Regions from separate parts of the Homo sapiens genome. Here region 2 is linked to region 1. Evidence: chromatin contacts called from ENCODE Hi-C or POLR2A ChIA-PET data. All regions are on one chromosome and are shown on one strand. Each heading gives the region's core, a stretch centred on a gene start or an enhancer-like site at or near the end of the contact. The rest is flanking DNA. Distances are from core to core; before and after follow the strand shown.

Region 1 (3,429 bases), core at 608-3,107:
CACTTTGGTGTCTCTACAGAGACCCACCTTCCTGGGATCCCTATATTGTACACACTGGGATCCCCACACCTCTCCAGGGCCTCCCTGTTTGCCCGGGGCTGGTTCCTGTCCAGTGGGGGATGTCACTGATGGTGCCCCTACCCCATTCCCACAGTGTGTACCTGCTGCTCCACCTGCAGGACCTGGAAAGGTGAGTAAGCAGCCAGCCTCTCCGCAGCGTGCTGGACTCTCACTCGGAAAGAGCTTCTAACCAGGAGTGGGCACCTGACCCTGGGGCTCCCTTTCAGCTGCATGGTCATAGGGAGGGGTCAGGAGGTTAACCCTTTATAACAGCAAACACAGTAGCTTACAGTTCCTGTGGGCTAGAAATCTGGGAGCAGCTTAACTGGGTGGTTCTAGCTCAGGGTCTCTCAAGAGGCTGCAGTCAAGATGTCAGCCTGGGCTGAGTTATCGGAGGGCTTGACGAAACTGGAGGGTCCACTTTCAAGATGGCACTCTTATGGCTGTTGGCTGGGCCTCTCCAAGGCTGCTTAAGAGTCCTTACAACGTGGCAGGTGGCCTGGCCTAGAGTGAGCCATTCAAGAGATAGAGGGCAGGCAGGAAGCCAGGGTACCTTTTCTGTCCTAGGTTTTGAAGTCACACTCATCACTTCTGCCTTATTCTATTTGTTGGAAGCAAGTCATTAAGCACAGCCCACATTCAAGGGGAGGAGAATTAATCTCCACCTCTTGAAGGGAGGAGTATCAAAGAATGTGTGGAGATATCTTAAAACCACCACAGGGTCACTGGGCGGGGTGGCTCATGCCTGTAATCCCAGAACTTTGGGAGGCAGAAGTGGGAGGATTTCTTGAGCCCAGGAGTTCGAGACCAACCTGGGCAATATAGCAAGAATTAATCTCTACAATTAAAAAAAAAAAAAAGCCAGGTGTGCTGGTGTGCACCTGTAGTCCCAACTACTTGAGAGGCTGAGGCAGGAGAATTGCTTGAGCCTGGGAAATCAAGGTTGCAGTGAGCCATGATCGTGCCATTGCACTCAAGCTGGGTGACAGAGCAAGACCCTGTCTCAAAAAAAAAAAAAAAAAAAGAAAAGAAAAAGCCACAACAGGGTCATACTTCCTTGTGCTCCAGGTAAGGACACAGGAACTTCAGAGGACTAAGGTCCTCTGAAATGATGAAGTCCTGAAGTTCCAGGGGTTTCTGGTCCTGGGGCAGCCAAGGGAGCCCTGTTCCTGCTTTGCCACTTACTTGCTGTGCAACTTTGCGTGAATCACCTAACCGCTGTGAGCTTCAGTTCCTCCTCTTAAAACGGAGATGAGATCCCTGCTTCCCGGCCTCACTGTGCTGTTGTGAAAGTGGCTGTGAAAGGGCCATAATAATCCTGGGAAGGATGATGAGGATGATGATGATGATGATGGTGGTGGTGGTGGTGGTGATGATGGTGGTGGTGGTGGTGGTGGTGGTGGTGGTGGTGGTGGTGATAGCCTGGAGCATCCAGGAGACCCCAGGGAGAGTGGAGGTCTCCCGGTTCTGGACAGAGACTCCTGTTGCTGCCCTCCCAGCGTGTGAGTGATGGCTTGTTGGAGCCACAGCCACCTGGTGGTTGCCATGACCTGCTTCTCCAGTTGCCTAACCTTAAGTAGACACATTAGGGACTAGTGAGGGTCCTGGACTAATCCAGTGCCCCTTTCACACTGCCTGGCTCCCCATAGAGAAGCTGCCTTAGGCTTGGAAGGCAAGAGGGGCCGTGCCTGGCCTGCAGCCTGCTGGCTGGTGTCAGGGGAGGAAGGAAGGCACGCAAGGTGCCTAATATAGCTTTTGCTCCAGCCCTGGTGCCGCGGAGGCATGACATGCCCCTCCCACATCGGCAGTGAGCAAGACAGGAAACTGCATTATGTGACGTGTCCTGTTTTCCCTGCATTGCTTTATTTTTAAGGCTCTCAGTGCTCAGCTTTTTAAGTCCTTTATAGAAGAGCTGGGGATTAGGACAGGCGCAGTGGCTCACACCTGTAATCCCAGCACTTTGGGAGACCGAGGCAGGCAGATCACTTGAGGTCGGGAGTTCGAGACCAGCCTGACGAACATGGAGAAACCCCATCTCTACTAAAAATATAAAATTAGCCGGGTGAGGTGGCACATGCCTGTAATCCCAGCTACTCGAGAGGCTGAGGCAGGACAATCGCTTGAATCCGGGAGGCAGAGGTTGCGGTGAGCCGATATCATGCCATTGCACTCCAGCCTGGGCAACAAGAGTGAAACTCCATCTAAAAAAACAAAAAAGCTGGGGATTCTGGAGGCCATAAGGCCAAACTGAACTGACAGAGGAGTCTGAGCAGGGCTGCAGATGGAGAGAAGCGTCCCAGCCCAGCTCTGACTAACCCTGTGTCCCTGTGGGGCCTCCTGGTCCAAGTTGGAAATGAAGGGGCTGCGTTCAGCTGTTTCCAGCACCGGGCACTAGACGCTGGCCTGGTGGACACACTAGTTCATGGGAAATGACCCTGTGGTGCCAGTGGCTCCAGGCAATTGCAGGGATTTCTGTCTATTCACACTGTAGTTTTGAGTCTGCAAATTCTGTGAGCCATTCCAAAAGCCTCTAATTCTGGGAGATTGGCACTTGGGGGTCGGGGAGAGTGGCTGCCCTGTCCTCCATTCTTCCCCTGACACTGCTCTGTGCTGCTCTCAGAAGCCCTTCCCTGCCATGACATCTGGTGGTTTCATGATCAGACACAGTGTTTCCAGTGCATTTCAATAGAGCTGTGGTTGATTGTAGGAACTGAATAGTTCTGGAAGGCTGCATGTGCATAAGAGTGTGTCCAGGATTCAGTGTCCAAGTTCTGGTTCCTTATCCCCGAGCAGGTTGGTTGCTGCTGGGATGGGGGTTGCTGGACAGCGGGAAGCAGGTGAGGCCTGGTGGTGGCCTCAAGACCTGGAAGCCGTTGTCCTAGCCCTTCCTTTCTTGGACCTCCGCCTCTCCAAGGGCCTCTTAATACCTGTGCCCTGGCTCTCAGGTCTGCATGCAAGGAACCCTTTGATGATTGGCCTACACCATTCCCTCTGAGGCCTTGGGAAAGCCCCTGCACTCTGCAGGCCTCAGTCTCCCCCTCCATGAGGTGTCCCTTGGTCCTCCCAGCTCTGACAGTCTCTACTGGATTGTGCAGTGGTGGCAGATGGTGTTGGGGGAGGTCTGTCTTGCACCTGGGGCTATAGGCTGACTCTTAAGCAGTAAGAGGATTTCACAGTTGTCGGGGACACTTTCCTCCTGGTCCCCTGAAATGTTGTCACAAGGGGTGCTCACTCAGGCCAAAGCCTGGGAAGATTCAAATTACCTCTGGGGCCATGCAGAGCCCCAGGATCCCTCAGCAGACAGGAACATTTTCTAGGAGTTGTAAATTCAGGTCTTAATTCATGATGGGGGTAGGGAAAGGAGGCATT
Region 2 (3,429 bases), core at 909-3,408, 570 kb before region 1:
TTATGTACAGATAATATCTAAGGGACACATTCAACTGTAACAGTGGTTTTCTGTGGGGAGCAGGTGACAGTGAGGAGAGTTGAGACAGGGAACTTTGTGTTTGTTTTCGTACAAGAATATATTGCACTGTTGTCACTTAAAAGACATTTTTAAAAATTTCTGAATATAAAATGTTACATGTTCCATGCTAGAATAAGCATCTTGGATGCTTTGAGGGAGCTGGAAGGAGGTACTGAAATCAAAATAATTAAAAAAAAAAAAAAAAGCCCATCCAGGCCCTGATATGGTGGCTCACACCTGTAATCTCAACACTTTGGAGGCCAAGGCGGGGCAAAGCGCCTGACCTCGGGCATTGGAGACCAGCCTGGGCAACATGGTGAAACCCCATCTCTACCAAAAATACAAAAAATTAGCTGGGCATGGTGGTGTGCTCCTGTGGTCCCAGCTACTTGGGAGGCTGAGGTGGAAGGATCACTTGAGCCTGGGAGGTAGAGGCTGCAGTGAGCCGAGGTGGTGCCACACTGCACTCCAGCCTGGGCAACACAGCCAGACCCCATCTCAAAAAAAAAAATAGCAACAACGACAAAGAACCCATCCAACACTTAAGTTTGTACTTCACAAGGACAAGGAGAATGCAGTTCAACAAGCACAGCTCAGCCCATGCTGTGTTTCTGGGGATGGAGGACACATCATGAAGTCTCGGCATGGTCCTCGCCCAGCAGAACTAATGGGTGGGGCAGACACATGGAACACAGAATGCCAGGTGTCTTGTCTCTAGGATCAAGCAGTAGCAATGTGAGGTGCAGCCACTATGGGATTCAAAGTGGAAAGACTCAGAAACCCTGAAGAAATGGGAAGAGGGCATGCCACTGGAGCTGGAAGGTTTCAGGACAGCAACAGTCAAAAAGGAAAGATGAGCCTGTAGTCCCAGCTACTCAGGGGGCTGGGGTGGGAGGATCACTGGAGCTCAGGAGTCCCAAGGCCAGCCTGAGCAAAACAGCGAGACTCCAGTCTTTTTTATTTTATTTTATTTTTTAAAGAAACAAAAAGGAAGGGGACACACATGTGTTAGGGACAGAAAAGAGAAAACCGCCTCTACCCAAGCATTCACCCACATCACCCACACCTCCCTGCAGAGCACCCAGAGCTGGGGGTGAAAGAAATGAGGTCCAAATGAGACAGCACAGGAGCTGCCTCCAGGGCTTAAACAGACCAGCATTCCAGGCCGAGGGACCGCAAGTGCAAGGGCGTGAAAGCACAGAGCGCAGGGGTTGAATGACTTCAAGCCTGTGAAGCTGCAGCTGCAGGTGTATGGGAAAGGCAGGGCAGGGGGCTGTGCGGAGGCTGGGAGGAGCCAGCACCCAAGGGCTGGTCAACCAAGCTGGGGGTTGAATTTCCATCCAGCAATGCAGGCCATGGGAGGCTGCAGCAGTGACGCTGTCAGATCCCCTTTGTGAGAATAATAATTTTTATAACAACGTGGCTGGAGGACTGATCAGGAGAGAGACTGGTGTGAATTGAAGGCTGTTGCAATGGCTCCAAGAAGAGATGAGGCTGTGTGGTGAGTTTAGCCGCTGGATGAAAGGCCGGAAGAATGAGGTCAGCAGCGCACTGACACCGACACCCAAAGCTTCGGCTGCTGCCGCTCTCATGGAAATCTCCTGGGGGAAGGGAGAGGGTCCTTCCTCGGTGAAAACTGGGGCTGCTCTAGCGAGTTCCTCAGAAGCGGGCAGGTCGCTAGTTCCTCTTCCTTTTCAGCCCTCAGTGCCCATTTTGCCAATAAAAAGTCCCAAGGTGACAGTACAAGAGACGCCTTTAGTGAAGGCAAAGGAAGGGACACTCCCCTCCTTTGCTGCCTACTCTCGCCCTCACTTCTTGAAATCTTTGGTCTCCCTTCACCCACTCTGTCACTCTCACAAGACAACCATTTCCAAGGACTATTTCCAAGCCCTTTTCCTCATCCCCAAACCCGCAGTTTTCAGCTGCCCCCAGTTGCCTGGCCAGGCTGCCTCGACGGCCCTATTCACGGGCCCCAGCCTCCTCGCCGGGCTGGAAGGCGACAACCGCGAAAAGGAGGGTGACTCTCCTCGGCGGGGGCTTCGGGTGACATCACATCCTCCAAATGCGAAATCAGGCTCCGGGCCGGCCGAAGGGCGCAACTTTCCCCCCTCGGCGCCCCACCGGCTCCCGCGCGCCTCCCCTCGCGCCCGAGCTTCGAGCCAAGCAGCGTCCTGGGGAGCGCGTCATGGCCTTACCAGTGACCGCCTTGCTCCTGCCGCTGGCCTTGCTGCTCCGTGAGTTTGAGACGCCCGGGAAGGCAGGGGATGGGGCGGGCGGGGGGCGGGGGGCGCGGGACTGCGGGCTCAGCCTCGCTGCTTGCCGCCTGCAGACGCCGCCAGGCCGAGCCAGTTCCGGGTGTCGCCGCTGGATCGGACCTGGAACCTGGGCGAGACAGTGGAGCTGAAGTGCCAGGTGCTGCTGTCCAACCCGACGTCGGGCTGCTCGTGGCTCTTCCAGCCGCGCGGCGCCGCCGCCAGTCCCACCTTCCTCCTATACCTCTCCCAAAACAAGCCCAAGGCGGCCGAGGGGCTGGACACCCAGCGGTTCTCGGGCAAGAGGTTGGGGGACACCTTCGTCCTCACCCTGAGCGACTTCCGCCGAGAGAACGAGGGCTACTATTTCTGCTCGGCCCTGAGCAACTCCATCATGTACTTCAGCCACTTCGTGCCGGTCTTCCTGCCAGGTCCGCGCGCCGGGTTGCGGCACCTCTCCGCGTGGGGCTTGGGGTTCACCTCAACCTGTTTTCCACACCTGGGCCCTGCTTTCAAGCCTCTTAGCGCACCTGGAAGCGACTTAGATACTGTTCCCATTTCACAGACACAGCAAACTGAGGCTAACGCGAGGCTGAGTAGGGACTGGGGATGGCTTTTTACGTCCGGCCGATCTGGACTCGAGTTCGGATTCTTGTGTGATTCTGGGCAAATGACTTAAATTATCTGCGCCTCCGTTTGCTCGTGGGTAAAATGCGGACAGCAATCAACCCGCGCTCCAGGGTTGCTGGTTCAGCCCGGGAGAGAGGCCAGGTGCAGGGGAGCTGGCTCCTGCGCTCCGGCTCTGGGCGCCGGGTGCGCTGGGCTGAGCCGAGGCCCGAGCACAGGGGTCCGCGCGCATCCCGGGGTCCCCATCCTGTCTCCTCTGCTATCCCTTCTCCCAGGAAAACCGGGGGGAGGCGTCCCCGTGGGGAAAGGTGCGCGAGGCCGGGGCTGGGGCGCCTCCATAACCCCAGCCTGGCCCCCAACCACGCTCTGTTGCTCTTGCAGCGAAGCCCACCACGACGCCAGCGCCGCGACCACCAACACCGGCGCCCACCATCGCGTCGCAGCCCCTGTCCCTGCGCCCAGAGGCGTGCCGGCCAGCGGCGGGGGGCGC

Evidence for each region. A loop is a pair of places that touch in the nucleus more often than their neighbours do. ChIA-PET counts read pairs that join two places held with the same protein, here RNA polymerase II (POLR2A). Pooled maps may share reads with other maps.
Region 2: a map with no recorded cell type shows a loop between it and region 1 (4-fold over the local background). The contact joins the promoter of CD8A here to the enhancer-like site in region 1. A Hi-C loop is called at or near these places in 2 of 37 single-sample maps with no recorded cell type and 2 of 50 pooled maps. POLR2A ChIA-PET finds 5 or more read pairs at or near these places in 1 of 52 experiments (WTC11).

Annotation. Positions count from the first base shown.
Region 1 is chr2:86,224,124-86,227,552 of GRCh38, reverse strand. It overlaps REEP1 (receptor accessory protein 1), which reads left to right. Exons shown (of 9, transcript NM_001371279.1): 7 at 155-190. Among named protein-coding and RNA genes, the nearest start is that of MRPL35, 26 kb to the right of the region's middle. Within about 2 kb of position 1,857, at least 17 of the 41 ENCODE cell types and tissues checked have a DNase peak (open chromatin) inside an H3K27ac peak, as active enhancers do.
Region 2 is chr2:86,789,642-86,793,070 of GRCh38, reverse strand. It overlaps CD8A (CD8 subunit alpha), which reads left to right and starts at 2,158. Exons shown (of 6, transcript NM_001768.7): 1 at 2,158-2,294; 2 at 2,390-2,743; 3 at 3,321-3,429. The coding sequence starts at 2,246. RefSeq lists an enhancer at 2,623-3,429.